Linked DNA regions of Homo sapiens: region 2 is linked to region 1. Evidence: chromatin loops called from intact Hi-C (ENCODE). Cell type or tissue: dorsolateral prefrontal cortex. All regions are shown on one strand. Each heading gives the region's core, and the rest is flanking DNA. Links, peaks and the distances in the headings are about the cores only.

What was found. Peaks named below come from ENCODE experiments on the same cell type or tissue, not always from the same donor. Only the 100,000 strongest peaks of a DNase experiment are listed, where the experiment ranks them.
Region 2: a loop joins it to region 1, with 2.5 times the contacts of the local background. A loop is called at or near these places in 7 of 110 quality-filtered maps.

Annotation. Positions count from the first base shown.
Region 1 is chr1:5,737,615-5,752,783 of GRCh38, forward strand. No RefSeq gene overlaps it. Among named protein-coding and RNA genes, the nearest start is that of MIR4689, 120 kb to the right of the region's middle. RefSeq lists enhancers at 3,134-3,634, 3,635-4,135, 4,937-5,521, 8,184-8,980. In dorsolateral prefrontal cortex, for the core only: CTCF peaks have their summits at 8,363 (motif pointing left) and 8,574; DNase peaks (open chromatin) are centred at 7,687 and 8,377; H3K4me3 peaks cover 1,015 bases; H3K27me3 peaks cover 1,328 bases.
Region 2 is chr1:5,970,700-5,985,868 of GRCh38, forward strand. NPHP4 (nephrocystin 4) reads right to left here. Exons shown (of 30, transcript NM_015102.5): 3 at 7,571-7,714. Among named protein-coding and RNA genes, the nearest start is that of NPHP4, 14 kb to the right of the region's middle. RefSeq lists an enhancer at 918-1,417. In dorsolateral prefrontal cortex, for the core only: CTCF peaks have their summits at 3,454 and 4,661 (motif pointing left); a DNase peak (open chromatin) is centred at 4,652; H3K27ac peaks cover 1,467 bases.

The DNA.
Region 1 (15,169 bases), core at 7,111-9,610:
CTTTGTTAGCTGGATGGAGGATGGATGGATGGATGGATGGATGGATGGATGGATGGATGGATGATGGGTGGCTGATTGTTGGATGATATATGAATGGATGGTGGATGGGTGATGGATAGATGGATGGATAATGGATAATGGTTACATGGGTGATGGATGGATAATGGATGAATGGATGATGGATGAATGGATAATGGATGATGAATGGATGGACAGATGGATGGATGAGATTGGATGATAGTTGGATGGATGGATGATGGGTGGATTGATGAATGAATTAGATAGATAGAGTCGGGGGAAGAATGGATAAACATATGCTCCATGAGGGCATACACTTTTGTTGTTTTTAATGGCAATGATTTTTATCTGTTTTGAACAGCACTTCACGCATAGCACCTTTTTGTTAGCTGGATGGATGACAGATGATGGATGGATGGATGGATGGATGGACGGTGGATGGGTGGCTGATAGATGGATGATGGATGGATCATGAGTGGATGACGAATGGATGATGGAGACAGATGGATAATGGATGGATGGATGAGAAGTGAAAGGGCACTAGCAAGAGCAAGAGTGAAGGCGGAACTAAGAGCAAGCCCATACATGGAAAAAATCAACCTACATGGCCCATAAGGAAAGGATCTAATCTCTCCATGGCTGAATGGTGTTGGAAGAGAAGTCTTATTTTTAATATAAATTCAGTTGTGTCCCAAAAGTATACATTTGGGGCATTTGGGGTGTTATGATCTTTGTTTTGTTACTGTAATTTCAGAGAAATGCTCAAAGACTCTGAGGAGTTTTCTCTCTTCTCTCTCTGTCTCTTTCTCCCTCTAGCTCTCTCTCCCTCCCTTCCTCCCTCCCCCACCCTTCTCCATAGCCTTCCTTCCTCCCCTCCCGCTTCACAAGAGCACATTGAACACCACCTCTGTCATGTCCCAAGCCAGGCACCAAGGTCACAAGCATCTTCCACTGGAAGAGAAACAAGTAAACAGGTCTTCAGGACACAAGAGACACAGCACAATGACAGAGGTAAATCCAGGGAATGGGGAACCAAGATAACTGGCATCTGATGATTCAGGAGGATCAGGGAAAGTAACCCAGAAAATGTGGCACCTGAACTATCTCCTGAAAGATGAGGAAGAGTTGGTCAGGTCAACGCTGGGCAGCAGCTTACAGGACAGGAACAGTGCAGACACAAATGAGACTTAGAAAGTGTATTCATCAGCTCAGACCAACTGCCATAACAAACAATCCCAACACCTTAGTGACTTCATAAAATCCAAGTTACATCTCACCACCAGGCAGCCATCCAAAACTTGTGTTCCTGGACAGATGGTGCTCCTGGCTGGCTCCCTCCCAAGCAGACCAAGGTCCTTCCATCCTCTAGGTCCTTGGAGTCACTCTCCCTCCATCCAGAGTCACACTGTGAGGGTGTCATGGGCCAGAACCAGAAGGGGTGCACTTTGCCTGTTCCTCCCACTATCCGTGGCCAGAAAGTAGTCACCTGGCTGCCCCTAACTGCAAGGAGGTCCAGGAAATGTCATCTGGCTGAGTACCAGGAGGATAAAGGAAATGTCTATCCAGTTTGGAAATAATCGTACTGACTCCCTCCCCATCACCCCCACCCAGGCCTGTGCATTCTGGGCGATTCCCGTGGCCATCCGCACAGATCTGCAGCCACCGGTGCCCACTGCACTGTCCTCACAGGGGTACCGTGGCTCCCTCCTGAGAGCCAAGGCACAGATTCTGGAAAGGACTTTACTCCCTGCTCCTGGCTTCTAAGCAACAATAATGCAAATGAACAATCCAGAAGACTTCATTCTGGGTGTTTTCATATCAACTCGCTAGCCCACATCACAGAAGTAAAAGACATGAGGCAGAGTGAAAGGGACAGAAGATGAAACAGGAAGATGAGATTTCCATCCTCAGCTTTCCTGGAAGTTCATCCATTTGTCCATTCAACACACAGACAGTGTGCGCGTCCTCTGTGCCCAGCTCTGCCAGCAGCTGGGGATGTTTCGTGAAGATGGGAGGATTCAGTCCTGTTGGGGAAACAGCAGTGAAAACCCAGTGTGATGGGCAACAGTGGTGGAGCTGAGGGTGGGGAGTCCAGGGAGGCTGCTGCCTCGAGTGGGATGGGGTCTGGGATGGGAAAGGCCAGGGCCATTCGCCAGCTAATAGGAGAGGGAGAGCATCCCTGCCAGAGCCTACAGCCTGAGACAGACCCCAGGGCAGACAGAAGCCAGGCCTGAGAGTGGCCTCCATGCAGCAAAGCAGGGGGATAAGGACAGAGAGGAGGGAGAGAGATGGCTTGGGACCAGGAGCCCCTGAGGACTAGGAGGCCCCATAGGTAGGAGCAGCTTTGAGGGGCAGGAGGCTGAGCTTCCAGTGTCTCTGAAGGAGGGGGAGAAGCATCATGAGTCTTGCACAGTGGAATGACTAGCGTTTCTTGCCCTACCAGTTAAATAGGAGGGCAAGAGAATAATTCTGTCCAAGCATAGGAATGGGTGTGGTATCCTGGTGAGGAAAAGACCTGAGACAAAAAACCAAAATGATTACAGAAGCCAAGCTAAAGCAGTTAAGTCTCCCTAAATCTTTGTGTCCAGAGACAAAAGGTGTGTGGCCAAAGAATGGAAATTTAACTAGACAGAAAGCAGTTACCCTTCAAAGGCACACCAGTGACCACAAGACTTCCTTGAGGCTCAGAGGAGATGGTTTTAAAACAAACCACAGAATACTTGATGTTCCGCCCATGAGAAAGGGAATACCAATGGGAACCCAAAAAGATTCCAGAGATGCTAAGATTTCTGGATGGGGGGAAGGGAAGTCCGTGATACAGACATTTGGGTAAATCCCTAATTTTCCAGGGTCAACATCTTGGAAGACAATTTCCACAGGCTTCTCAACCAGGTTTCTCATCTGGACTGCTGACACAAAAATGATGTAAGTGACTATTTTCTCAATTGTCCCAAATAGCTAGAACCATTCTGGATGCAAAGGAGAGAAGTTGATTCATCGCAACAACAGATGCTGTCGGCCCTTCGGGCTGAATTCCCGGGACCCACATCTCATCCTGCTTGTCAAACCTCTTGATTCAGTGAATCCCTGGTTCATTCAGAAAACAAAACTCATCACTTTCAAAGCCAAAGAATCATCATGAGGAAGCTTCATGTAAATTTCCAAAATGTAAAAGAAAATATTCCAAGAGCACTGGTCTTCGAAACAGACCGCGGAGGGTTAAAAGCCAAGGCCTCCTCCCACAAATAAAAGAAACCCAAAATGTTCTACCTGTTTTATCTAAACAACGACGCAATAAACAGCTTGAAAACTTATCAGGTATTGAGAAATACGTGGTTTATCAAGGAAACCCAAGATAAGAGGAAGGCAGAGAAACAACCGCGGTCAACAAGCAGGGGCTGTGGCGCCCTGGGGGCTCCGCAGTGGGTTCCTCGGGCTGAGCACTGAACGTCAGCACTGCCTGGGGGAAGCTCGTTGACTACAGCATCTTAGGCCCCACCGAAGAGAGGTTGGAGATGCAGCCAAGGATGGCATAATTGTAACAAGTTCCCCAGCTGATCCTTATAAAGAGGCAGATTTGGGAACCGCCACTGCCACCCAGCACAAATTCAGTCCTGACTCCCTTCCTGGGGCTTCAGAAGGCAGGAGCTCTTCCCAAGGACGCTGCCCAGCTCCACCTGGAGCCAGGTGAGGGTCCAGAGGCACAGCGCCCAGCCCTTGTCTCACAAATGTACTACATACACATGTGCACACACACACATTAATGTACATATGCATACATGTGTATTCATGTGTATGCACACATGTGCACACATACACATACGTACACACGTGTGCACACATGCATGTACAAATGTACTTCCACACACACGTGCATGTCAGCACACATATGCACACATACAAATGCACACGCACACATGCCAGCACACACCATGCATGCCCAGGCACAATCCTCCATTCCTGAGGTGAGGAGGAAGTTGGGGAGTTCTGGCAAAACCATCCGCCTCCTCACCGGCTTCCTGCCAGGCCAGGGGAAGGGCTCTCTGGTTCTGCGCTCCTTTGGTGATGAGCAACCAGCCCCTTCCCCAGATGAGCCCATGCCTCACATAAGCCTGGGAGCTCAGGTGGGCTTGCACAGGTGCCCAGGATCAACTTCAACTGCTGCTCTGAGCTGTGCAGGGCCTGATGAGGTCATAGGAGGATTGACTGGGGACTGGGGGAAGTGGGCAGCAGGGGCAGTGGGGTCAATGCCCCTCAGAATATCTCTGGCTCCGTCCACAGCAGTGTGGGCCCCACTGATGTGCCCACCTCTTGCCTGGGCAGGGGGGTGCTTCTGGCTCATGGACACCTTGGAGAACCTCAAGAGTCACCCCATCTCTGTCCCTTTGGTTTCCTGGATGAGGCAGACAGCATGCCCCTGCACATACCTGTCTGCCCTGAGCCCACTCCTCACCTTCCCACCTGGCCCTGACGGAGGAACAAGCTGAGCTGGAAGCTGCACCTCAGGCTTTGGAGTCCCTCAAGAGACCTCACCCCTGCTGCAGGTCCCTAGTCCAGGGAAGAGGGATGAGCCCATGGGGCCAACCCAGGCCCCCGCCCCACCCTACCACCCACTTCCTGATGTGCCCGGTGCTGTTTGGGCCCCAGGGAGGAGGAGGAGCTCCTTGAAAACAGTGGTTACGGCTCCCGTCACCCACGACGTGGGACTTTGGACAAGTTATGTATGCCTGGCGCCTCACCTGTCTGCTGGGCGCCTCACACCTGCCCACAGGGCCTCCATGAGGATAATGTGAGGAGCTCCATGCGCTGCCTGGCACAGGGGGAGCCTCATAATGGGTGAGGTCATTGTAAGAATTAAATAATGGAAACACACACACAACTCTCCCTCTCAAATAAGCACAGCAAAAAAACACAAAAGCAGTCCAAGCTTCTAATAAACTCTCCCACCCTAAATCCTTAAAAACTCTCAGTCCATAAAAGAGTGCGCTCTGACCTAACTCAGCCAGCCGCCCCTCTCAGGTTTGTTTAAAATAAACCTGTCCCTGTTGACTGTACAGCCACCCTTCGTGTTTCTCTCCTCTTTCTTTAATTATTACAGTCATAGTCTCTTGCCGGGCAAGACAGGCATGTGTCTTCAGGAAACAACATGTGTGCTGGGTAGTGTGACTTCCCCGAGTGCAGGAGCAGTGACCCAGTCCCCTTCTCCCCACAGCGCCACCTCAGTCCCTCAGTCACATCTAGGTGGCTTATCTTCAGCAAGGTGTAAACTGGCCACAACCACCAGCCGCTGAGGACCCCTCTCCCCTCTTGAGAGATGTCAGGGTCCCTTTCCCAGCGCCCCTGGCTGTGCAGCCCTGACGTCCCCGCTCACAGCAGGATGCCCACCACGGCCCCATCAGCCAGGCTCCTGGCCTTCACCAACCACCCAGCCGGGCTGGCTCTGTGACGTCAGCAGCGAAGAAGACACAGTCCCTGAACGTGGAATCACAACTGAGAGGGAGGGACCACTGGCCACGTGGGCTGCCTGTGGCCCCTCAGAGCCCTCAGCACCCGCGGCATTTCCAAGCAAGTCTGGCTATAGCAGTTGGAAGCTATGCTCTGCCTAGCCCATCGCATGACCCCTGGAGGGGCTGCCCCCTCCTCAGCCAACTCAAGGCAGGCTGGCACCTCCCTCCAAGGCTCCTGCCCTCCAAATCCAAGGACACTGCTTCCTGGGAAGGACAGGACCTGCTCATCCCCTCCCCATGGAGGGGGCTTGAGGAGCCAGGTGTCTAGAAGGGGCTGAGGCTTCTCAAAGCTGGCACTGACTCCTCCAGATGAGCTCCCCTCTCTTGCTGCCTCCCCTCAGTGCAGAGGTGCAGGGGTGGTGAGGAGATCACAGGCTCACAGAGAGCCCAGCCGACAGCCCCTTCGTCAGCCCCTGCACATTGCGGATCACATCACGGGTGCAGAACATGAAGCTCTGTTCAGGGAGGCATTCCTCGCCTAGCAGCAAAGGCAAGCCCGTCCCCCAGGTGTGGATGCAGGGTCCTGGGGCAGCCTCCCCGTCTCCCTGCCCATGTGGTCCTAGGCACTGTGCATCCATTTTTGCTACCCACCCTAGCCCTGGGGAAAGGAGACCTGGACCCAGCCAACGACCACCGTCCCCAAGCCCTGAGGTGGCCCAGGCCTGGGTGCTGGACCCCAGCAAGGCTGGTCCCACCCTTCCATGAGATCTGCTGTGTCCACACTACCAGCAAGAAGCTCTGCCCCTTTACAGAAGACATCCAGCTCCAGCCCAGCCACAGGGCTCCAAACACTTTTCTGGAGAAAGTCGGGCCTGCCACGCTCACAGAGCCCAGATCCAGCTCTGAGTGAAGCTGGCTGGGCCTCGACCCTGGGTAACTGGGCCCCAGCGCAGAGTCTCCATGTGCACCTGGGGGGGTGTTCTTTTTTTCTTTCTTTTTCTTTCTTTATTCTTCCCTCCCTCCCTCCCTTCCTCCCTCCCTCCCTTCCTTCTTCCCTCCCTCCCTTCCTTCTTCCCTCCCTCCCTCCCTTCCTCCCTCCCTCCCTTCCTCCCTCCCTCCCTTCCTTCTTCCCTCCCTCCCTCCCTTCCTTCTTCCCTCCCTCCCTCCCTTCCTCCCTCCCTCCCTCCCTTCCTCCCTCCCTCCCTTCCTTCTTCCCTCCCTCCCTTCCTTCCTTCCTCCCTCCCTTCCTTCCTTTCTCTCTTTCTTTCTTCCATGTATTTATTTAATTTTACTCACGCTACTTTGACCCTTTCAACTGAAAAAAGTCCCAGCCAATCCCCACATCCAAGAGCCGGCCCTCCTTCCAGGAGCTCCCAGTGCTGACACGGGGGTAGGCCTGATGCTGACTGCATCTGGAATTCAGAGAAGCCAGAGGTCAGAGTGAGCCCCCAGCTCTGCTTCCAGCTCAGCCCCTCCCTGGACCTCAATTAACCCCAGGCCTGAGCTGAGTTTAGAATCCTGTAGCCTGTCTGAGATTCAGCTTTGATGACCAACTCAAGCCCCCAACACACACGCACGCTCACAGATACAGAGTCACTGGCACAGAGACACACACACGTACACACAAAGAGACACACAGACACACACAGGAAAAGACACACAAACTGAGAAAGCGACACAGATACACACAAACACACAGACACACACAGAAATACACACAGACACACACAAGCACGACACATACACAGATACACAGAAAAAGACATACAGACACACAGACAGACACACAGGAACACAGAGAGACACACACACAGATACACACAGAGACAACACACAGGCACACACACATCTGTGACGCTCTGAAGACTCAGGCAGGGCTGTCCGTCACCCAGCACAGCCTCATCCTGCCAACCAGGCTGGACAGGGCCCCTGAGGCCATTGCGGGGGCAGAGCAAGTTTGCACGGGGAAACCCACGTTCGTTCCCTCATAACGCTGGCTGCAGCATCCCAGGCAAAGGCTTCCCAGGCTGAAGGGGGCTCCGTGCAGGAGGAGGGGCCCCCACATGCCACCCCATGCCCCACTTTCCTCCCTCTCTCTTCCCACCTGCCACCTCCGGCTCCGCGGCAGGGAGTTCTGGTAACAGCTAGACACACGGGCAGAAACCCACAAAAAGACTCACACACGTGTGTGTGTATTCCAAGGAAGAAGTGAAAGCTCTGCTCCCGTTGCCATGGCAACCCCACCCGGAGCTACAGCAAGAGCTTTAATTGGCAGTACTTATTTGGCTGAAACCCCAAGAATAATCAACAGGAGATTAGAAACATTAAAAACCAGCAGGAGCATCCTGGAGAAGACGATGACAGACAGGACGATCCCCCTGAAAACTCTATTGATGACAGTAATGACAATTGTACGGTTTATTGCGTGACCGTGTCACGCCAGCCTGTGCTAAGTTCTTTGCATGTGTTATTTCGTTGGATCCTTCCAACAGCCCTTTGATCATTTCTCCCATTTTGCAGATGGAAAGTTCTCTGAGGCTCAGAGAGGTAAAGGAAGTGGCCCAAGGCCACACAGGATTTAAAGACTGCTTGGAATGACTCCGAACGCCACCTTGGTCATGACGGTCATGAGCACTGAGCTTTGCCTGGGGTCCCCCAGAAGGCACCAGCGTCAGCAACTGGGACCCCTGTAGCTCTTCCAAGGCAGCTGACACCCCCTATGCCCCCAGTGGCTAAAGACCACAGCTCAGCCAGCCAGAGGGCCTGGCCAGGGTTGACCTCCAAGACACCAGCCAATGCCTGCGTCCAGGTTGCTGCCAGCTTTACCCCTCAGAACTCCCGTCCCTGCCGCTCCTCCGGCCACAGCATCCACCCTGCAACCCGCCATGGGCCTGCTGACCCCTGGTGGCAGCCATGGGGCATGGCACCAAGACGTGGACTTAACTCCCAGACCCTAAGGAGGAGGGCGCTGGTCCAGGAGCTCCCCATGCTTGGGAGAGCCCCTGCGAAGGGTTCTGGGGGGGGCCAGAGCCAGGCAGGCAGGGCAGCGTGGCCAGCACCCAGCACCTTTTGCAGGCGCTCAGAAGGGAAGAGGGGGCTCCGGGAAAGGCTGCCCTGTAGTTGCTCCCTTTTCTGCTCAGGCAGCAGCTGACAGGGGAGGCCAGTTAGCACCAGGGATCCTCTGGCCATGACAGTCCTGCCACCAACGACAAGCAAGTGAATGAGGACTGTCCTGCCCAGAGCCCAGCCAATCGGCACTGCAGACAAGGGACGCTGACCTGGACTGGGTCCCTGGCCAGGTCCTAGACCTGGAAGGGCTCTGCCATCCCATTCACAGCCCCCAGGCCACTGATGGCAGCACCTGGACCTTGGACCCTGGACCCTGAGCCCTGGTCTCAATCATGACGTCTGTGCCGGTGCTGTCTGAGCGTGGCTCCCCGGGGAGCCAACATCGCACCAAGTGCCAGGACCTCCGGCTTTGTCTGTTGCATGATTTCTGGGAGCAAACAGCCTGCAGCCGCTGATCAGCAGCCATTGGACAGGCACGGAGCAGACCCCACCACGACGGCAGCAGCAAGTGGGCTTCCCAGGCTTCCCAGGCTTCCCAAACGTGTATCCACTAAACAATTTAAATTGCCTTTTTTTTTAAGCAACTGGCATTTACTCTGTTGGCATCTTATTAAACTTCCCCCTCTTGAGCTCCTCAAATATGCAAGTCACTGTCATTCCAAATAAGGGGACTAACAGTTGAAATGGTGAGGCAGCGGTGTGCACTGTGACCCGCCTTCCCGGGAAAGTCAGAGCACAGAAGCGGGGTGAGGACCGCACCTGCCAAGCTGCCGGTCAGGAGCACACCAGGTGCAGCAGCCGGCTTGCTCCTCTGCCTCCCTGAGCGGCAGCCCAGACCTGAGCCAGCAGAGGAGCTCGGGGTGGATCTGTGCAGGGCTCAGCAGGACCACGCTGCCCACCTGGTGCTGGGGCTGAGTAGTTCCAGTGTGGGGCCAAGGCCCCTGCTGGAGGAAGCCATGGGCCATGATCTTCCACAGGGTTCTAAGACCACATGGGGTAACATCAGCAGGGAACTCTGAGGAGACCAGAGACATCTGAGGAGGCCACTCCCTTACCCAGATGTGAGGAGCCAGGGCCACCTCTGCCACGGGCCTGCCTTTAGGAAGCAGCACTCAGTGACCCAGTGAATTGGATGGGGACCAAGGGCTCCCTCTGCCCCTTCTCACATCCCTAACAGAGAAGTCAGGTAACCTGACACAGCCTGTCCCCTCTCACTGGCCTGTGTGCAATCCAGGGGGCACAGAGAAAGAAGAACCAAAGGCTCTGGGGCTCAGAAAGCTTCAAGCCCCTATGCAGGCCTGGAAGTGCCAAGGCAGAGCCTCTTCTCCAAGCAAGTGCAGAGAAGGCTGTGCAATAGACTGACAGCAGGAAGGGAGGAAGGAGGGGGGAGGAGGGAGGAGGGCAGAAAGGGAGGGAGGAAGAACGGTAGGAGGGAAAGAGGACAAAAGGGAGGGAGGGAGGAGGAGAGGAAGGGAGGAGCAGAGGGAGGGAGGAAGAGAGGGAGGGAGGAGAGGGAGGGAGGAGGAGAGGGAGGAAGGAGAGGGAGAGAGAGGGAGAAAGAGAGGAGGAAGAAGGAGATGGAGGAGGGAGAAAGGAAGGGAGGGAGAAAGGGAGGAGGGAGGGAGGGAAGGAAGGAGGGAGGGAGAGAGAAAGGAGAAAGAGGGAGGAAGGGAGGGAGGAATGGAGGGAGGGAGGAGGGAGGGAGGAGGGAGAAGGGAAAGGGGAGGGAGGCAGGAGGGAGAAAGGAAGGGAGGGAGAAAGGGAGAGGGAGGAGGGAAGCAAATGGGCGTTGGAGTCAGAAGAGCCTGGAGTAAACCTAGCCCTGCTGTCTACAAGTCGTACCACTTTGGGCAGGTTCCTTACCTCTGGCCTCCCTTTCCCCACATGTAAAATGGGCTCGGTAGCAGCTCTTCCCTGGCAGGGCTGTTGGGGAACGAAGCGGGGCTGTGTGACATCAAGTGCTCAGCACAGCGCCTAGCACAGCGCTCAACAGTTACTCCCTTCCTGCTCGGTGTCCATTCAGGGCCCCCCTTTCCCCTCCAGGTGATGCGTGCTCAGCGGGTGAGGCCTGTGAACCCCTGGGGACCTAGAGAGGCCAGACAGTGTTCACAGGACCCCGGAATACTGAGCGAGAGGCTACAGTGTCCTGGAGAGCCAAGGGCCAGGGCCAGAATCACTCGTGCTGGGGAGAGCTCCCTGTGCACGCTGAAGACAAGGGAGCGTGCAGTTGGCCCTGGGCTCACATGCTAGTCCCCAAGTGGCAAGTCTTCCAAATGCAGCAAAGTCCCCTATGTGGCCAGAAAGTCCCCAACAGCACAGCACTAAGGAGCTCAGAACCTGAACCCGAGGACCGTTCGCCCCTCGAGGTGGATGAATGACTCCCATGGGCAGAAGACCAAGTGGGAGCCTCTGGGAGTCTGTCCGTGGAGTCCTGGGCTGATCCGCAGGGCCGTCGATTCTGTCTGATGCCTGCAGAGAGGGGCCTGGGCAAGATCCATGTTCTTGAGCAATGGACATTGTCCTCTCTGGCTCCAGCAGTGCCCTCGCCCAGCCCCAGCAAGACTCACAACTGCAGTGTGGACAGAGATAATAGCTGCGGTTCACGGAGGGCTGCAGCCACCTCACTTCATCCTCCATGAAGCCCACGTGAGCCGGCAGCACTGGGGTTCATATTGGCCCTTTCTTACAGATGAGAACATGATCGCCACTGGGAATTCAAACAACTGCCCAGCCCTGCACCTTCAGGAGCAACTGCCCCATGGTGCAAACTCAGACCCTCCTCAGCCCAGCGTCTCTGGCCTTTGCCTGGGAGAAGGGCCTCGGGTACTCCCAGTCCTGCAGGCTGGGGCTGTCCTCCAGCAAAACCAATTACTGGGAGACGTCTCTGGACCTGGGATGGGCACTGCCAGGAGGGAAGGCGGGGGCCGCCAGCAGGAACACGGAGCTGCCAATGCACCAGGATTGGGACAGGGTGCCAGGGGCCAGTCCCTCCCTCCCATGGTGTCCTGGGCCCCTGCCACAGCAACCAATGTCCATCAAGCCGAGCACAAACACCACGTGGGTGGGGACGTCACAGGCCCAAAAGCTCCCGAATCCACGGGAGGAAGGAGTGGACCCCACACAGCCCATCAATGTGCCGGCCCCTCAGGGCACAGCCTCATGGCTCAGTCACTCAGCCCAAGGTACGGCAGCTGGGCACCTAACAACACTCCATGGGCATTTATTGAGCACCTGTGGTATGCCAGGTGCATGCGTCAGAGGGAGCCATGAATAGCACAGACTAGATCCCTGCCTTCCAGGGGCTCCTGGCCCTGGAGGAGATGCACAGTGAAGAGAAGAGGAAGAGATGAGGAGAGCAACGACCCACAGAAAGGGTAGGGCAACAACCCCAGAGAGAGGGCAGTGCCGCTCTCAGTACGTGGAGAGACAAAGAGATGGGAGACAGAGAGACAGACAGACAGAGAGAGATGGAGAGACACAAAGAGACAGAGACAGACAGAGAAACAAGGAGACACAGAGAGACAGACACAGAAACAGAAAGAGATGGGGAGACACAGAGAGACAGAGACAGAGAGACAAAGAGGCAGACAGAGAGACAGACAGAGACAGAAACAGAGAGAGACACAGGGAGATACAGAGAGACAGAGAGAGATACACAGAGAGACAGAGAGATACAGAGAGACACAGAGAAACACAGAGATGAGAGACTCTATCTCTCCCTCTGTGTGTATGTCTCTGGAGAGATAGATACAGAGAAAAACAGACACAGAGAAACAGAGACAGAGAGATATGAGACAAACACAGAGGGAGAGACAGAGAGATGCAGAGACAGACAGAGGAAGAGACAGAGACAGACAGAGATGGAGAGACACAGAGACAGAGACACAGAGAAAGAGAGAGAGATGGAAAAAGAGATAGAGACAAACAGACATAGAGACTGTAAGGTAGAGACAGAGACATAGACAGAGAGAAACAGATAGAGAGATACAGATACAGAAACAGAGGGAGACACAGCTAGAGATAGAAACAACGAGAAAGAGAGAAAGAGACATAGATAGAGACAGAGACACACAGGAGAGGGCCCAGTTTGGGATGGGCAGTAGGGGTCAGATGGGGCCAGCACTGGCGGCATCTCTGCACCCACCCGCAGCCTGCGGCTGACCGCTGCTCAGTCCTGGCCTCTGGAGACAGCCCTTCACTGTCTGGGGTGTGGCTACCCCCAGGTCCAGGTTAAAATTTTCCTCCAGCAGTGCATCCCAGCTATCGTGGCCTCTGCATTCCAGGATCTCCCTCCAGTCCCCGCTCTGTGCCTAGAGGGCCCCAGCTCTTGTTCACCAGCTGGCCCCAGAGAGGCTCATGTGTTGAGACCTGGGCCTGGCCTGCCTGGAACTCCATCTTCTGTTTGTCTGTCTGTCTGTCTGTCTGTCTGTCTCTCTGCCTGTCTGTCTCTCTGCATTGCAGACTTCCTTGCCTCCCCCTCCCCAGAGTCTCCCCTCGTCCCCATGGAGCCCTGTCCTGTGGCTAAGGCGGCACTTCCTTCCTTCCTGTGGAGGGAGGGGGCTGTGGCGGAATCCCATGCCCCCACCTGCCCCTGGAGACTGGGACTCTTCTCCTTTATGTCTTGAAGCAAACAAGAGAGACCCCCACCCCACCAGGGCCCAACAGTGGTTGTGGCAGTCCCTGCCCCTGGTTTCTGACGTGACCCTCGTGGCTCTGCCCCCACTCTGGGCTCTGTCTCCCAATGCTGGGCCTGTGACAGCTGAGGCCCCCTCAGAAAAAGGGCAGCCCAGACTGAGATCCCAAACCCCTCGCTAAAGGAGTCTTGCTCCCGGCGGAGCCCAGGGTGCCATGGGGTGCAATTAGCTGGGACAGCATGGGCCGCAGGGACACTGAGGATAACGCTGAACACAACAGCCCCAGGGACCCAGTGTCTGGAGCCTGGGGAGGGTCAGGCACATGCTGGGAATTGCCTGCATCTTCCCCTGTAACCTCAGAAAGCCCTTCTTTCACAGATTGAGGGAGGGAGGGGCTCAGAGGTTAAGTCACTTTTCCAGAGTTACACAGCAAGTAGGCGGCAGAGCTGGGGTTTGAACCCAGGCCCTCTGGCTTTGCAACCTGAGCTCACGGCAGTGTTCCGACACCTGCTTCTGCACTCTGCGTTCTGCCTCCCAGCCCTCTTCCCTCTGAGAAGGACCCCTCCTCTGTCTGTAGGAAAGCAACAGCAGTCCATGAGAAAGCGCGGCTGGCAGAACGCCCCGCACAAGCACCACTGGGAAACAGTTCAGCCCGGAAATGCTTGCCGTCATTTTCCTGCTGGGGACAAGCGCTCCTTCTAGAAAGATGTTATGGGTGAATTGTGTCCCCCAAAAGATGTTGAAGTCCTCACCCCCAGCACCCAAATGTGACCTTATTTGGAAATAGAGTCTTTGTAGATGAACAAGTTAAGATGAGTTCATTAGCACAGGCCTTAATCCAGTAAGACTGTGTCCTTATAAAAGGGGGAATTTGGACAGAGACATGCACAGGGAGAGGCCTCGGACAGTCTTCACCACACCTTCATCTTGGATTTCTCCAGAATGATGAGAAAATCAATTTCTGCTGTTCAAGTCTCCCAGACTGGGGCACTCGGTGATAGCAGTCCTAGCAAACCAATAGCCGACCAGACCAGAGTTTCTAGAACCAACAGAGTCCAGTAGAATAACCAGCAGCCAACCCAGATGTTCTCTGAAAACCCTGCCAGCTCCTGGCAATGCAAACCCAGTCCAGAGATGCCAACTCTGACCCCTGACCTCAACTAAAAGAGTCGCTGTCCCCAGCCTGCATCCTGCGGGGGAGGAGCCCAGAAAGCATGAAAGGGCTGAAGGGGAGAATCCTGAAAATCAGCTTGGCCCTGGACCCGTAACCCTGAGACCTTCAGGCAGGAATGTCATCTCATCTCCTGCCCCCGGGGGACCGTCCCAGGGCAGCAGGGGCTGAGGGCAGGGACAGTGGGAGGCAGACATCCCCACAGACATCCACCTCAACCCAAGCTGGGAAACAATTTTTCCAAAACAGAGTGAGGTTGAGATGTTTCAAGCACAGGCACTTACCGGGTCACAGAGCTGTTTATCTGGAATTATTCTAAATAAAGGCTCACGTCGGCCACGCGGATTCCGTTTGTGCCACTCCTAGAGTGAGAACAAATTTCCGTTATTAAGAGAGAAAGCTCTCAGAGCTGAAGGAGCATGAATATTTGCAAATTCCATGCAGATTCCACCTCTTTCTCCCCACAAGCCAGCTACTTAAAGAGCCACTTGGGTAGAAGGAACATTCCAATTAGAAATGCTTATTCACTTATCTCCATTCTAGGGACAAGAGCTCCCTCCTTTGTCAATGGCAGGCCACGTGCACAGAAGTGCCTGCTGTCACCTTGCAGGCCTGACCTGCGGGAGCACCCTGAGCCCAGACTCACCACTGGCCCTGGTAGGAGGCCATGAATGGGGTGGGGGCCCTTGGATCCCCCTAGGCCCTCCAAGCACCCTCCCTGAGACAGTGTAGGTGGGACTGGGTACAGAGACAAGAAGGCACAACCCCTGCTCACAGCATGACAGGAGACCACATGGCTCAGGAGTGCCAAAGTACTGGAGACAGAGCAA
Region 2 (15,169 bases), core at 3,330-5,829, 230 kb after region 1:
TAAGGAGAGCCGAGGCTGGTCTTCCGCTCTATGACTTAAACTTGGAATAATCCTCCTATTAACGAGTCATTACCATGGTGTCACCGAGAAAACGTTTACTGTAATCACAGACTGTCAGCCCAGGATAACAGAGAGATGCATTAAAACATCAGCCATGAGATATAAATCGTTATTCTATTATCTTTTATTGCAATATGATGAAATAATGACCACTTACAGCTGACAGGTGGTTGGACTAAGAGAGAATTATGTTTGTTTCCAAGACTCCAGAACCGCTTTTAAAAAGCCCCACTGCAAAGTCGAGTTGGTCATTAACTCACCTTTTCTATTTATACCTGTGCTTATCAGTCTTACGAACACTACTCACTTTTTCTATTGGCAATAAACATTTTCAACTCTGATACCCAGCAACAACAATCTGCCAGCCTAGAGGTCACCCTGAAATTACTCTACCTGAACCGGGTGGAACCTGCCGCTACGGGCATGTCCCAAATACAAGTTTATGGCTATGCCTCTCCCTTCTGTTTACCACTAAAAATAATCACTCTGAGGCCAAAAACAACAACAACAGCAACAGAGCCCCAGAGCTGCTTGTCTCAGCTGATCCAACCTTAGAATCTAAAGAATCCATCTTTAATCAGAAGAGTCAGCCGCTCCAAGTGCAGCATGTTTGAAAAGTTCAGATGGTTGTACCAGTACAATTACTGATTGATAAGGACATATGTTCTTTTCCAAAAATCATTTATTGACCCTCCAGTGTGGGAACAGCCCCAAGCTAAAGAATTTATAACGAACCTGGAAAACACAAGTCAGCTTTCAAGAAGCTCGAGCCTCGAAGGCTTCATAAACGACAGATGAGGCAGGCACAAAACTGCGAGCAACAGAGCCACATGGCTGCACCCCTCGGGTCACCCCAGCAAAGTCATATTCGACCAGGTCACCGGTGCCTGACCACCCAATTCCCGCCTCACTCAGCCAGGCAGCACCCAGCTGAGGAATACCTGTACACACATCCTTCAGTCTAGGGAAACTTAACGAGCGCCACTGCCATACATTTGGAAAGGAACATTCTCTACATCAACTGAAACTGCACTATTAAAAGGTTAAGTCAAGCCCATCAAATCGCCTGCAGGGCAAGGTCACTGGAGACAGAGGGAGACGGGCTCTCTGTCACCCCTGCCTCGCAGCTCACTTATCTGCACTGGTCAAGTTTCCTCCTTGACAGCATAAACAGATTAATAAATCATTTAAATGCTCCTGTCTTAATGCCTTCATCTTCAAAAACACGGACACCATTTTGCCTCGGGGCCCAGTTTCCATTTTTCACCCGCAGTGATGGAAGTGGAATTGGGCCTCTGCCGATGTGCCTGGATGAAGAGGCCGCAGCCGGGCACCCCCCATGGCACGGCCACATGACCTGGCACCTGCATGACATGGGCTCCTCAGACAACGCTGGGCAGCAAGGCCAGAGAGGAGCTGAGCAGGAACAGAATGAGTCCCTTCCAAAGAACTGTTTTAATAAGCCTTTAACAGGATATCTTCAGCCAGGCAAACAATGCAGAGACTTCATGCAGTTCCTACCCTCTGGCTCAGACTCACACTGCGGGTTCGGAGGGCTTCCCAGACACTACCCCTCAAAGACAGCAGGGATCGGGGGAGCCCAGATTTCCACAGCAAAGCATCATGACAGGGACAGGGACAGCCCCCTGCCCCACGAATTATCCAGCCCACAATGTCAGCAGTGCCAAGGTTGAGAAACTCTCATTTGGAGTAAAAATGTAAACTTTAATCCTGGCTGAAAGGATAATACAACATCTTATCCATCTCTGCACTTCCAGCTCCTAAACACAGCCTGGCACACAGAAGACCCTTAACCAACATTTCTTGAATAAAAACTACTGCCCACTGGGTCCCTGCTTATGGAAAAGCACATGACTAAATACTCCAGCAGCACTTAGGGGATGCACACTCTTTATCTCTCATGAGCAAATGAATCAAGTCAGGAGGAGCTTATTTTTTTCTTGCAAATTAATTTAATTTCTTTCTTTCTTTTTTTTCATAGGTTTTTGGGGAACAGGTGGTATTTGGTTACATGAGGAAGCTCTTTAGTGGTGATCTGTGAGATTACGGTGCACCCATCACCCGAGCAGTATCCACTGAACCTAATTTGTAGGGTTTTTTTTTGTTTGGTTTTTCTTTTTTTTGACAGAGTCTTGCTCTATCACCCAGGCTGGAGTGCAGTGGCGTGAATCTCAGCTCACTGCAACCTCCACCCGCCGAGCTCAGGTGATTCTCTAGCCTCAGCCTCCCAAGTAGCTGGGATTACGCGTGTGTGCCACCACGCCCAGCTAATCTTTAAATTTTTAGTAGAGACAGGGTTTCACCATGTTGGCCAGGCTGGTCTCAAATTCCTGATCTCAAGTGATCCATCCACCTGGGCCTCCCAAAGTGCTGGGATTACAGGCATGAGCCACTGCACCCGGCCTCAATTTGTAGTCTTTTATCCCTCACCCTCTAGGATCAAGGAGTTTAAAGCACTTGTCTGAAGTCCCACTGGGATCAGTGATGGAGTAGGACACTAGCCCATCCTACCTCAACTCCGACGCCCATGGCGAAAGCCAGTTCTCCCTCTGGCCTAAAGAGCAACTCCTTGGCTTACTTAGAAAAGTAAGTGAGCAGACATGATTATAACCCAAAGCAAGAAATATCTAACCCCAGCTCTACCAAAATAAAAACATTTAGCTGGGTCTGGTGATGCATGCCTGTAGTCCCAGCTACTTGGGAGGCTGAGGAGGGAGGATCACTTGAGCCCAGGAGTCCAAGGCTGCAATGAGCTATGATCGCACCATTGCACTCCAGCCTGGGCAACATAGTGAGACCCCATCTCTTAGAAAAGAAAGATCCCACACTATGCTGCTGTGAACACACAACAACAAAATTGACAAACTTACAGCTTTCCATTGTCCCCAGATGACTGACAGTTCAATCACTGTACAATTAAACACTGGAAACGTCACAGAGACCAATCATTTCTCCTTCTGAAAACCATTTTCTTTCATCCTCTCATTTCAGGTTCCAAGACTACGGCAGTGGTTTCCATTGTGCCAGAGAGGAAATCAGCCCTCCCCAGCTGCAAACAGACAGGCACACAGGGCCCGAGTTGGCCTCCTAGAGCCATAGAGCCTCCCTCTGTGGAAGCAGCTCGCTGGGACACGAAGCCAGCTTCTTGCTTTTGTTGTGATGATGTTCAGGACATGCCTGCCCTCTGCCGAGCAACAGCAAGAGCACAGGAGCAGCCATCGGGCTCTGCAGCCAGGGCTTCCTGCAAGCTCCAGAGCCAGGCCCAAGAATCCAGGCCCTGGAAGGGCTCGCAGGAGTTTCACGTGGGTTATGCTGATACTCCTTGACAGCATCCACTTTTCAATGGGAAATTATAGCACGCTCATTGCTCTGACGAGTAAGAGCCGCTCAAGAGGGGCTTTCTCATGGCTGTGATGACGGGAAGAGACACAACCCAATCACCTGCATCCCTCTACCAGGGCAGGTGACTGCCCCGCTGCTTTGGCGACACTGGGGCTGGTGCGCTCTGGGAGGAAAGATTCCCTTGATGGGGGTTTAAGCTGTTGCTGGAGAATCACGAGGATTCCTGCCCAGTAACTCCCCCCAAATAAATAAAGGAGGGAAAAGAAGCCAGTCACACTACACCGGCCACACACAGTCATTAAGGAAAGAATCCAAGGGAAAAGTATGTCCACCTCAAAAAGAAAACTGAGAAACTGCACAGGACCGTGGCCTCCAGCATTATTTTTTAAAAGACACTTTTTTAGAAGTTGAATGAATGATTCGCTGGCTCAGAGGAAGTGGAGGCAATTCCTCCCCACCAGGAAAGGTCTCAGAGAACACAGAATTCTGAGCTCAGAGCTGAGACGTGTCTGGGGACTGCTCTCCTGCATATGGGCCCAGTGCAAATAATTCATCATTTGCAGAAAAAAAAAAAAAAAACCACCCAGCTCTGGATCAAGACAAGCCTTCTGTGTTCCAAGTCTCTTTCAGGACATCGTTGTTTGCAAAATCATGCCACAGCCCCCTCTCTCGGGGTCATGTGTGACATGGGCACTCCACAAAACCTGAGCATGCAGGGTCCATGCGCTACCACGTGGGGGCTGGACAGCCACGGGCGCTCCAAATGCGGTCCCCTGCTACCGGCAGCTCACCAACCCCAAAGCAGATCCCCCCAAACCAATGCTGATAGGCAAAGACCAGAAAAACACAGGCAATTAGTAAAGCCAGAGAAAGATCTCTGCCAAGTCTCAGAATCACCCCTAAAAAGGGCAAAGGGTGTTTTACGAACCTCTATTTCCACAGGGGTGTAGACAGAGCAATTAGCAGACAGGGTGCGAACATGCTGCCACACCCTCATGCCTAAGAATGCCCACTCCTGGGAGCACTCGGTGCTTCATCCACACTTGGGAGCACATACATGTGTACATGGATGTGCACACATGTTTGCACACACAGTTAAATAACTAGTTAACTAAGCTGGAACAAAACCTTTGCTCTGTATGAGAATGCCAAGCACATGGAGGAAACTGCCTGGTACAGAACACGCTGCTCAACAGCTTGGCAGGAGGGATTCATTCCTGGGGCACCACTGGCCTCTGCTGCCCACACGGGGCATAGCAGCTGCAGACAGCAGGCTCCATGAATAGCACGGGGGCTTCAGCATCACCCTCACAGCTGAAAGTGCCCTGGCCACACCACACTGTCCTTGCTGCATTCCCTTCTTCAGCGATTCCAAGTCCAAGGGTGCAGATTTTTCCAGAGGTTTTAAGGACTATGTTCCACTAGTCCCCCGGGCCCATCCCCAGCCTCAACAGGAGACGCACCCAGATGACAGGCCAAGGCTGAGCCACGTGGCTCCCACAGTCGGCTGCCCTTGGAGCCACCAGCACAGGTATTCCAGACTCCGAAAAGCCACCAGCTCCTAGTCTCCCTAACACATCTGAATTGTGAACTGCACAGGCAGCATGACACGCAGCTGCCAGGATGTGGTGAAATGCAAGTGCTGCCCAACTTCCGCCGCAACGGAAGCCCTCGGAGTGCATGAACATAATCCCGAGAAGGGCAGAGAGAGGCATCCATTCCAAAGATCGTCCTACCATGTGACTGGAATTCTACAGGGATCAGGATTCTACAGCCCAGAGAGTAGGGAGATGGAAGCCCCCGCTTCTGGCCTGCGCAGCACGGATCCTTAGGAAGGTCCGAAGCCTCTCTAAAGGGAGAGCTGAAGTCAGAGGGGTTGAGGGAGGAGGAGGGAACTGGCCCCAGCACCTCGGTGACTGCAAGGCATCCCTGGTTTCAGAGCATACTCCATCCCTCAGCATTCTACAGAACACTTCAGAACAAAATGCAGGGCTCCTCAGAAGCAGGAGGTCACGGAGGCCACAGCAGGTGGAGCCGTCAGATGCACAGGGCCGTCGCTCCCACCCCCACCCGCCACATGGGAATAAGCTGGTGGAGTTATTCCATCTCCATGCACCTCAGTGTCCTCCTCTTTAAAATGGGTACACAGGATACTGACCTCCACAGGAGGATGACAGGCATGAAATGACGGCATGCTTCTGAGCCGATGCCTGGCCACGGGAAGCGCCTCCCGGTGAAGGATGGCTAACTTCACCACCCGCCGCATGGCTGTCACAACACCAGGTTTCGGGGGGCTCACTGTGCACATCTGAGAAAGCTAAAGCTAAACAGCTCTATCCCCAGCAGTTGGTCTGGCATTGCCAGCACCGGGAACTCATGGCGAGCCTCCTGCCACAGCGCAGGCCCGAGGGGACCCCCTGCCCGCGCTGAAACAGCACTCTAAGGGTTCATCCGCAGTCACACTCATGAAACCTTTCCTGACACGGCTGGCCAGAGAGACCTCTGAGAGGTATTTGCATTAGCTGTTTGACAACCTTAATGTCAGACACATCCTTAGCTGTCCAGACATACACTCTAGCAAGGCTTTTTATTGAAGCTTCGTGACCTCTGGGGTCATTCTCTCCCTCTACTACCCATGGGAGGAAGGGCAAGAGTCAGGACCCATCCATGTCAAGACACACATAATCCAAGCGCTGGGTGATGGTGGGGTACGGAGAGCAACGAGCTCGTGGCCCTAGGTGGGGGTGCTGACTGGCCAGAGCAGGCCCCCATGGGAAAGGCACACCTGGGCAGTGGTTACCTAGAGTAACGTCTCAAAGGACGGCCACTGTCACCGCCACTGTTACTCATCATACAAACTGTCCCAATACCAGGCCTCTTGGGGCCTCCTTCTATATACCTAAGATCAAACCAAGACAGCTGAGACCCTCTCATCACCTCTGTTGCCTCCACACTGTCCCTGCTGCACACCCGTCGTGCTCAGACACCATCCCTCTCAAACTCCCCCCACTCGAGTTCAGCTGTGAAGCAGCAGCCAGGCATGGGAAAGGCCTCCATGACATCGCCGGCTGTTAAGAGTCAAACGTCAGCGTCCCTAAGAAGACCCTGTAGGACCCAGCCAGAAGGCACGACGGGGCCACCCTGCCAACCCCACCCGTCAGCAAACCTGGGCTCTCCTCTCGTCCTAACACCCCTGGGTCTCCCTGCTCTGCTTGAAGCAGCCTCGTCCCTGCTTGTCACGGAGTCAGTTTCTTTCTCATCCTGTAAGTCCCAGCTTAATCAGCAGCTTCGCAGAGAGGCCTCCCTCGTCACCCACCTAAAGCAGGTCTCCACGTTCTCCTATTGGTCTCCACGTTCTCCTATCGGTCTCCTCCTGAGAATTTAACACAACTTGCAATTACTCTGTTACCTGCTCAGTGCGTCTCCGAAACAGTCTGCAGTTCTGTTAGGTGAGCGCCATCATCACCCTGAGCCTAGCATGATGCCCTGCAGAGAGCAGGTGCTGAATGGAATGTATGCTGTGCAGTGAACCACAGAGACAGAGCATGCCGGCCCGCAGGGTGGCCAGCCGCAAGACCACCTGAGTGAAAACACGCTGCTCAACCAGTGCCCATCCACCTGCCGGTCTCAAGACAGAAGGCACAGGTGTGAGTCCAGGCTCTGATACCTGCTACCTGGGCAAGTCACTTTACTAAATCTTAGTTTGTCTATACAGGAGGGAGGGAAGAAAGGAAGGAAGGGGACGGTGAAAGGGAAAGGGAGGGGGAGGGGAGGGGGAAGGAGAGGGGAGGGGAGAGGAGGAGAGGGAGCAGTAGTGGCAGCAGCCATAGATGAGGTCAATCATTTCCCAACTTATTCCCAAGAACTCCAAGATTCCTTGAAGGTGACAAGACCCCCATTCCCCTGACCCTTCAACCAGAGCAGAGCAGAGCTCTCTCATCTGTTTAAGACAACTGGCTTCCACATAAGATTTTGTTTGGTAACAAAGCGCTTGCCGCTAGACTAAGCTCTGTGCTGCCTGGACCCACAAGTCTGAGACGCGCTGTGAGGTCTCGGCAAGGCCCCAGTCTCTGGGCTGCCACCCAGGACCACCCGCACACACACCCTCCGCCTTGGAGCAGCCCCTGCCACCATCACCAGGGCCCACCTCATTAAAGACGATCCTGGACGGCGGTCTCTTCGTCGGCTTCACTGTGGTTTTCCACGTCCTCCCAAAGAAGTGCCGGTAGGTGACATCAAAGAAAGACACTCGCAGATGGCATTCAACCTCTGACAGTACCTCCAGCACGCCCTAGGAGACAACGGGGAATTGACCCTCAAGAGTCTGAGCACCATGAGCCAGGAGGTCACTGGCAGGCCATGTGGGTGCATATGGGGCCACCTCGCTCAGATATCAGCACGCTGGTTTCCTTATTGGGAGGCTACCTCTCTCCCACAGCTACTGGTCTTGGTGGGGTTATAAACCAAAGCATTTGGCCCTCCCCTGGCCAACGAAAGACTGCAGTCCCTTGGAACAGACACAGGCTTCTGACTCAGCCAGAGCCCAGGACGCACAAGAGGACATGACCACAGGAGACACATGCGCCTGCCAGGATGAGGCCCAGGGCTCCCAGCAGCCAACAGGTGAGAGAGAACAAGTCCAGGGGACATCACCTGAGACCTCGCTCAAGCCACACCTGAAGCTTATGCTGGCTGTGGATTTGCTGTGAGTCAACAAATCGCCTCTCACGTAAATCATTTTGGATGGGTTTGTTAATCATTTCCAACCAAATGAGCCCTTCCTGATATAACCAGAAACTAAATCCTCAACTTCCCAGATTTTGGGGTGACATTGGCAAAGCAAAAAGCAGATCTTTGAGAATTGAGAAATCATGGCTACAAATACAGAACAAAGCAGCCAGAGTGTAGACAGGCAGGACCCTGCCCAGAGCGGCAGCCAGAGTGTAGACAGGCAGGACCCTGCCCCGGAGCTTTACCACTTACAGCAAGTATTGCTTTAGCCTTTTCTCTTCTGTGACAGGTTCTTACCTGAGACAAGAGTCCTCCACCTTTCTTTCACCTATTCACTTAGTAAACGTTACTTACACATCTATTCTGCGCATTGACTCTCTGCCAGGCACATTTCCAGGCACTAGGGAAACAACAAGGAACAGACAAAATCTCTGCCCTTACAGGGCTTACATGGTGAAGAACGGGGAGAGAGGTGGGTGGGGCGGGGCAGGGCAGGGCAGGGCAGGCTCTCTGAGATGATCCTTGAGCTGAGAACAAGGGGGGCATGAGAAGAACCACAGGGAGTTTGGGGAGAGGGAGCCAGGCAGGAGGAGCAGCAAACTCAAAGGTCCTGAGAGGAAGAGAGCACACGTGCTCCAGGAGCCAGCGAGAAGTGCAGGAACTATATTTAGCTATAGTACCTGTGTTTTGTTTTTGTTTTTAAGAAAAGGGTCTCGTCTGTCACCCAGGCTGGAGGTCTGGCCACTGCAGCCTCCACCTCCCAGGCTCAAGCAATCCTCCTGCCTCATCCTGTCAAGTAGCTGGGACCACAGGTGCACTCCACCACACCCGGCTAATTTTTGTACTTTTTGTAGAGAGTGGGTTTTGCCAGGCTGGTCTTGATCTCCTGTCCTCAAGTGACCCGCCCGTCTCGGCCTCCCAAAGTGCTGGGGTTACAGGGGTAAGCCACCATGCCCGGCCTGTATTTTCTAATTTTCTGTATTACTGATGCTCTGGCATCTGGGGCCTCAGTGACGAGATAAGACTGTCCCCCAGAGCCGGTTAATTCCTAGGGTGGCAAATGGCAGGCCTATCAGAATGTGTCTGACATGAAAACCAACCCGTCCAGAGACCACATGCCCCACTACCTCTGTCTGGCTCACACACCCCAGGAGTCCCACCCTCTGCCATGGTCTCTCAGGGTCAGTGACCAGACACCTCGGGCCATCCCTGCACCTCAGAGACCACGACATGACTCTCCTTGGCCAACGCAAGCCCGTCCAGCTGCCCACCCTCCCTGGCCCAGTCCTCCCACAAAACCATAATCAAGTCTCTGCCCATGCCTCCCTTCCACCCTCCTGCCTCCTGACCAACCCTGCGCTTCCCCAGGTGGCCTGTGGGACATGGCCTACCCCTCGTCTTGGGAGCCCTGAGTAACAGACAGGGTCTCAGCTGAGTTGTCTCCTGATCCGCTGGCCTCACCACCCCTAAATGGAAACCAGTCCCAGGTACATTCTAAGCAGAAAGCCCACCGGACTGCAGCAGGCTGGGCCAGGGAGGAGAGAAGGAATGAGCGCCAGGCGCAAGAGCGTTCAGGCAGGCCTCACGGCGCGAGGAGAAGCTGGGTTCTCACTCCAATCATGCAGGGAGGCCAGGGAGAGATTCTAAGCAGAAATGACACAATCTGGTTCGGGATTTAAGAAAATTCCCGCAGCTGCCATGTGGGGGCGGGAGTGGAAGCAGGGGCCAATTAGGAGGAGGCGAGACAGGGAGGGGCAGGGAGGGTGACAGGAAGCAGGCACCGCTGGGCTCTGCTGCTTTGCAGGAGTGGCTGCGTGGTCATGAAGGGAGAAAAGTGGGAAGGGCCAGCTGCCTAGGTCGGCCCAGCCCTCCCAGGCCCAGTACTGAATCTCGCATCTCAAGTGAAGCAACGTGGAGGGAGGTGGTGTTATCCATGAGGACAGGGAAGGTGGGCAGAGCAGGTCTGAAGACTCCAAGCCCAGCTCCCATCACCACGCACCGGGGCCTGGCCCCCAGCTCCCATTACCACGCTACCTCCCTGTCCTCCTCCCTCTTCCCCTCAGTCTCTCTTCCTCCTCAGCTCCTCCCGCATCCAGACCTGCCCTCTGAGCCTGCCTCATCTCTCCCCAGAGCAACCCCCTGGCTTTTCCATGTTGACTGTCTGCTGCCCCCATCTACAACGTGAGCTCTCTGAGGACACAAGCCTGAAATAGTCTGTTCCCTGCTCTGTCCCTGGGGCCTAGGCAAAGCTTCTGCACGTGCCCCTCCTCACCCGGGACTGCCTGGGTTCCCCCAGCACCGCCACCTCCTCCTCCTCCTCTCCTGCACTCTCAGGAGGCCATTCTCAGGCAGGATCCCGTGGCTCCCAGAACCGTCGCTGGCTTGGGCTTCTTTCCAGAATGCCAGATCCTAACCACCCTCCCACCACCTCTATGCTACTTCACATCCAGTCTATTCAAATAAGAATCCACTGAGAGCTTCCTGAAGACACAGTATAGGGCAGAGTCAACTCTGTGTCATCTGCACGGTTCCTAACATATCGTGGTGCCCAATACATATCAAGCTGAACTGAAATACTCATCCCAAAATAAAGAAATATAAGCAATGATCATGGTAAAATTAAACAAAAAAAGTAAATGGGACAGTAAAAGAAATATACTAAAATCATTAATAAAGTGCCCTGAATTCAAAACAAGCATGTAATATTCTTCAGCCAACACCTTTCACAGGGAAGCAAGCTTTGGCCATTATCTAAAGCTATCAATTCTCAAAACAACTAAAATTATACAAACTTATAAGACTATCTATACCAAACCATCATCTATTTCCAAACTCTATTTATAGAATTTATATGAATTCTATTTATCTTCTTTTAAATACTGTATTTTGATTGATCTTTGTAAATAAAACAACGTTGCATTCCTGCAGTAAGCCCCACTTGATCCTAATACCCCATCTTTTATACATATTGCTGGCTTTGCTGTCTTAATATTTTCAGGGCTGCTGTGTTAATATTCATGAGGGATACAAGTCTGTACTTTTTTTTGTAGTGCCCTTGACTGGGTATCAGAATTATGGTGGCCTCAAAAAATGAGCTGGGAAGTGTTCCCTCCTCCTCTATTTTCTGAGTTTGTCTAGAATTCGTCTTATTTCTTCCTTTAGTATCTGATAAAATTCAACATTGTATTTTTAACCTCTGTAGCGTACGTTATCATGATGCTTCTTTCATTTTAATACTGGTAGTCTGTGTTTTCTTTTTTTTTTGTCTTGATCAATTTTATCAATCTTTTCAGAGAATCAACTTCTGGCTTTGCTGATTTTCTCTATTATTTGTCCTTTATTGATTTCTGCTCATATACAGTCATGTGTAACATAATGACATTTCGATCAGCAACAGACTGTATATATGACTGGCCCCTTAAGATTGTAATATTATATTTTTACTGTTTTTTCTATGTTTGATATACCGTTGTGTTACAATTGCCAATGGTATTCAGTACAGTAATGTGCCATACAGGTTTGTAGCCTAGAAGCAACAGGCTATACCATGGAGCCTAGGTGTGAGGCAGGCTCTACCCTCTAGGTTTACGTAAGTACATCCTATGATGTTTGCACAATGACAAAATCACCTAACACCATTTCTCAGAATGTGTCGGCACTGTCAAGGAACCATGCATAACTGTATTTACCATTTCCTTCCTTCTAGTTACTTTGTATCTAATTTGTTCCTTTATTTAGGTTTGTATCTAATTTGTTCCTTTATTTAGGTTGTTAAGGAGGAAACAGACGTCACTGATTTTATACCTTCTTCTTTTCTAATATAGTCATGTAAAGCTATACATTTCCCTCAAAGAACTGTATTAGTTATATCCTATAAATCTGTATATTTTCTTCCATTACTCAGTTCAAATTATTTTCTAATTTCCCTATTAATTCTTCTTTGATCCAGTATGTTAATTTCCTATTTGAGGATTTTCTAGATCTCATATTATTTATTTCTAACTTAAAAGCACAGTAGTCGATAAACATACTCTATAATTTGGGTCCTTTGAAGCTTATTGGGACATTTTAATGGCCCAGCATACGGTCTATCTTGGTGACTGTTCCATATGAACTTGGGAAGAACGTGTTCTCTAGCTTTGTTGGGAGTGGTGTTTAAGAGATGACAGGGTGATTGATGGTACACTTGGGAAGAATGTGTACTCTAGCTTTCTTGGGAGTAGCGTTAAGAGATGACAAGGTGATTGACGGTATTCTTCAGAGCTTCCAAATCCCTATGAGTGTTCTGATCTATCTGTTTTTTCAATAATTGAGAGAAGAAGAGTTAAAAGTCTCCAACCATGATTATGAATCTGAATATAGTTCCCTTTAGTTCTGTCCAATTTTGCTCTTTTGTACAAAAGAGTTATCAGAACAGACCTTACTGTTATGCTTTGAAAGACCAGCTTAGAAGTCTGCCCTTTTGCTGGAGTCTGGGAACTTAGATTTCAAGAGAGTTCCTACCACCTAACTGGTAAGAGGAGCTCACTGTGCCTAAACTGTTTATGTACTGTGGCTTATGCTAAACACGTGTTTCCCTTCTGAGAGTCTGGAATTTTGGACATGCTACACAACATTTCACGTGTGTTGTTACAATTCATTGCTGGAGGAATCAAACGCATCCTGTGTGACTCAACTGAGAGAGGACTCTTGGAAGCTTGTACCCTCTTCCCTCAGACATCCCCCATATGCCTCCTCCCTTTGCTGATCTTGCTCTGTATCCTTCTGCTGGATCAACCTTAGCTGAGAGTATGACTACATGCTGAGTCATGTGAGTCCTCTTAGAGACTCTTCAAACCTGGGAGGTGGTCTTGGAGGCCCCTAACACAAGTGCATACACATTTAGAGATTGTTACGTTTCCTTGATGATCACTGTCTTTATGAGGTGCCCCTTTATTTCTGGGAATACTCTTCACCTTGAAATCTACTTTTTCTGATACTAGTATAGATGCAAAGCTTTCTTTGCTTAGTATGTACATGGTTTATATTTTTCCACCCTTCTACCTGCAACCTGTTTACGTCTTTATGCTTAGAGTGCACTTTTTTGTAAACAACATGTAATTGGGTTTTAAATAACTTTTAACATACGACTTTGGATCAGGAATTCCACTTCTAGGAATTATTCTACAGACATATCTGTACATGAAAAAAATGAGGTTATTCACTGTAGCAGTGCCTATAATAGCAAATGACTGGGAAAAGTCTAAATGTTCATCAATCACGGCCTCACTCAATAAATGATGGCTCATTCATATAAAGAAACACCTTGCGGTCTTAAGAACAATAAAATTTTCTTCATGTAATAACATGAATGATCGATAAGACATACTGCCTGAATTTTTTTGAAAAGCAAGGTACAGTGCCGGGCATGTGGCTACACCTGTAATCCCAGCACTTTGGGAGGTAGAGGCGGGCAGATCACCTGAGCTCAGGAGTTTGAAACCAGCCTGGCCAACATGGTGAAACCCCGACTCTACCAAAAATACAAAAACTTAGCCGGGCATGGTGGCGCACATCTGTGGTCCCAGCTACTTGGGAGGCTGAGGAAGGAGGATCACTTGAGCTCAGGGGGAGGAGGTTTACAGTGAGCTGAGATCACACCACTGCACTACAGCCTGGGTGACAGAGTGAGACTTCATCTCAAAAAAAAAGAAAGAATGGTACAGAACGGAATACAGGAAGTACCATTTGCATTTTAAAAAGGAAAAATAAATGTAGGTATATTTACTTGTATTTGCTTAGAATTTAAGAAAGTTGTACGAAAACACACTGTATCTAGGGTGATACACCAGGTGCCTGGGGATGCCATGGGATGATTCACTTTTCCTCTGCATCCTTGTCAACTTTGAACTACGTGCATTACCTTTTCACAAATAAAAATAAAATGAAATGGGGAAATAAAATTTCCTTTGCAAAACTCCTAGGAAAGAGGGAAGGGCTATCAACTATCCTGTGAGCTTCTGGAAGGCGGCTGAGCCAGACCAGGAGGGTGGCATCCCAGCTAAAGCCGTCGCCCTGGGCAGCTGGCTTCACTCTTAATTAGCAGGTGCTGCTGCTCGTCTATAAAACGGGAGTAAGGTGGTGGCAGCCTCATAGAGCTGCTCTGAGGATTAAGTGAATGAACACAGTGAAGTGCTAGAAGTAAAGCTACAAAAGCAGCAGCCACCACAGTACCTACCACAGTGGCAAAGACACAGCAGGTGCTCAATCCAAGGGCTTGGAATTGAACGATATAGAACATCAGTGATTTAATAATAGTAAATTAGTCACAGACCCGGGGCTCCAACAACTGAATATATGTGAATATCACTCTCCCAGCTGCAGAGGAAAACGGCCTTGCCAAGCCAAATCCTGTAAAAAGGGTTGACAATGGCAAGACTGATCCTTCTCACGCATTCCCACCGGCCACTGGGCCTCACGAGGACAATCCAATCGTGTGGGTGTCCCGTGGGCAGCAGCACAGAAGCACCAGCTTGTCCAGCAGGTTCCCCGCCAGCTGAAGGGCACAGATGGATGTGCCGCCATCAGGGCCTGGGCCTGAGTGTGCCCAAGGCCGTGGTACATCCAGCCACGCACAGAGCTGCCAGAATGCCCGTAGCTCAGCCCCTGCAGTCCTCACTGCCAGGCTGAAAGCGGGCCATGCTGAGCCATGCACAAGGCCACCTGGCTCACAAATAACCCAGGAAATCAGAGTACTTGGGTTTTTAAATTGCTCCACTGTGGGCAGAAAGAAACCCTACCCAGAGTCAAAAGTGCTGACCATGTCATTGAATCATAGATTCTCTTTGCTGATGGGCCACTTTGCATCCGAATACTGCCAAGGCCCAAGGTAATGGGTATGGTGGTATAAGACTCAAACGAGTAAGTGAAAATCAATACAGATGCTCTTTGACCTATGATGGGACTCTATCCTGTTTAAGTTGAAAATGTCATAAGTTCAAATGCATTTAATACCCTTAACCTACTGTACATCAGA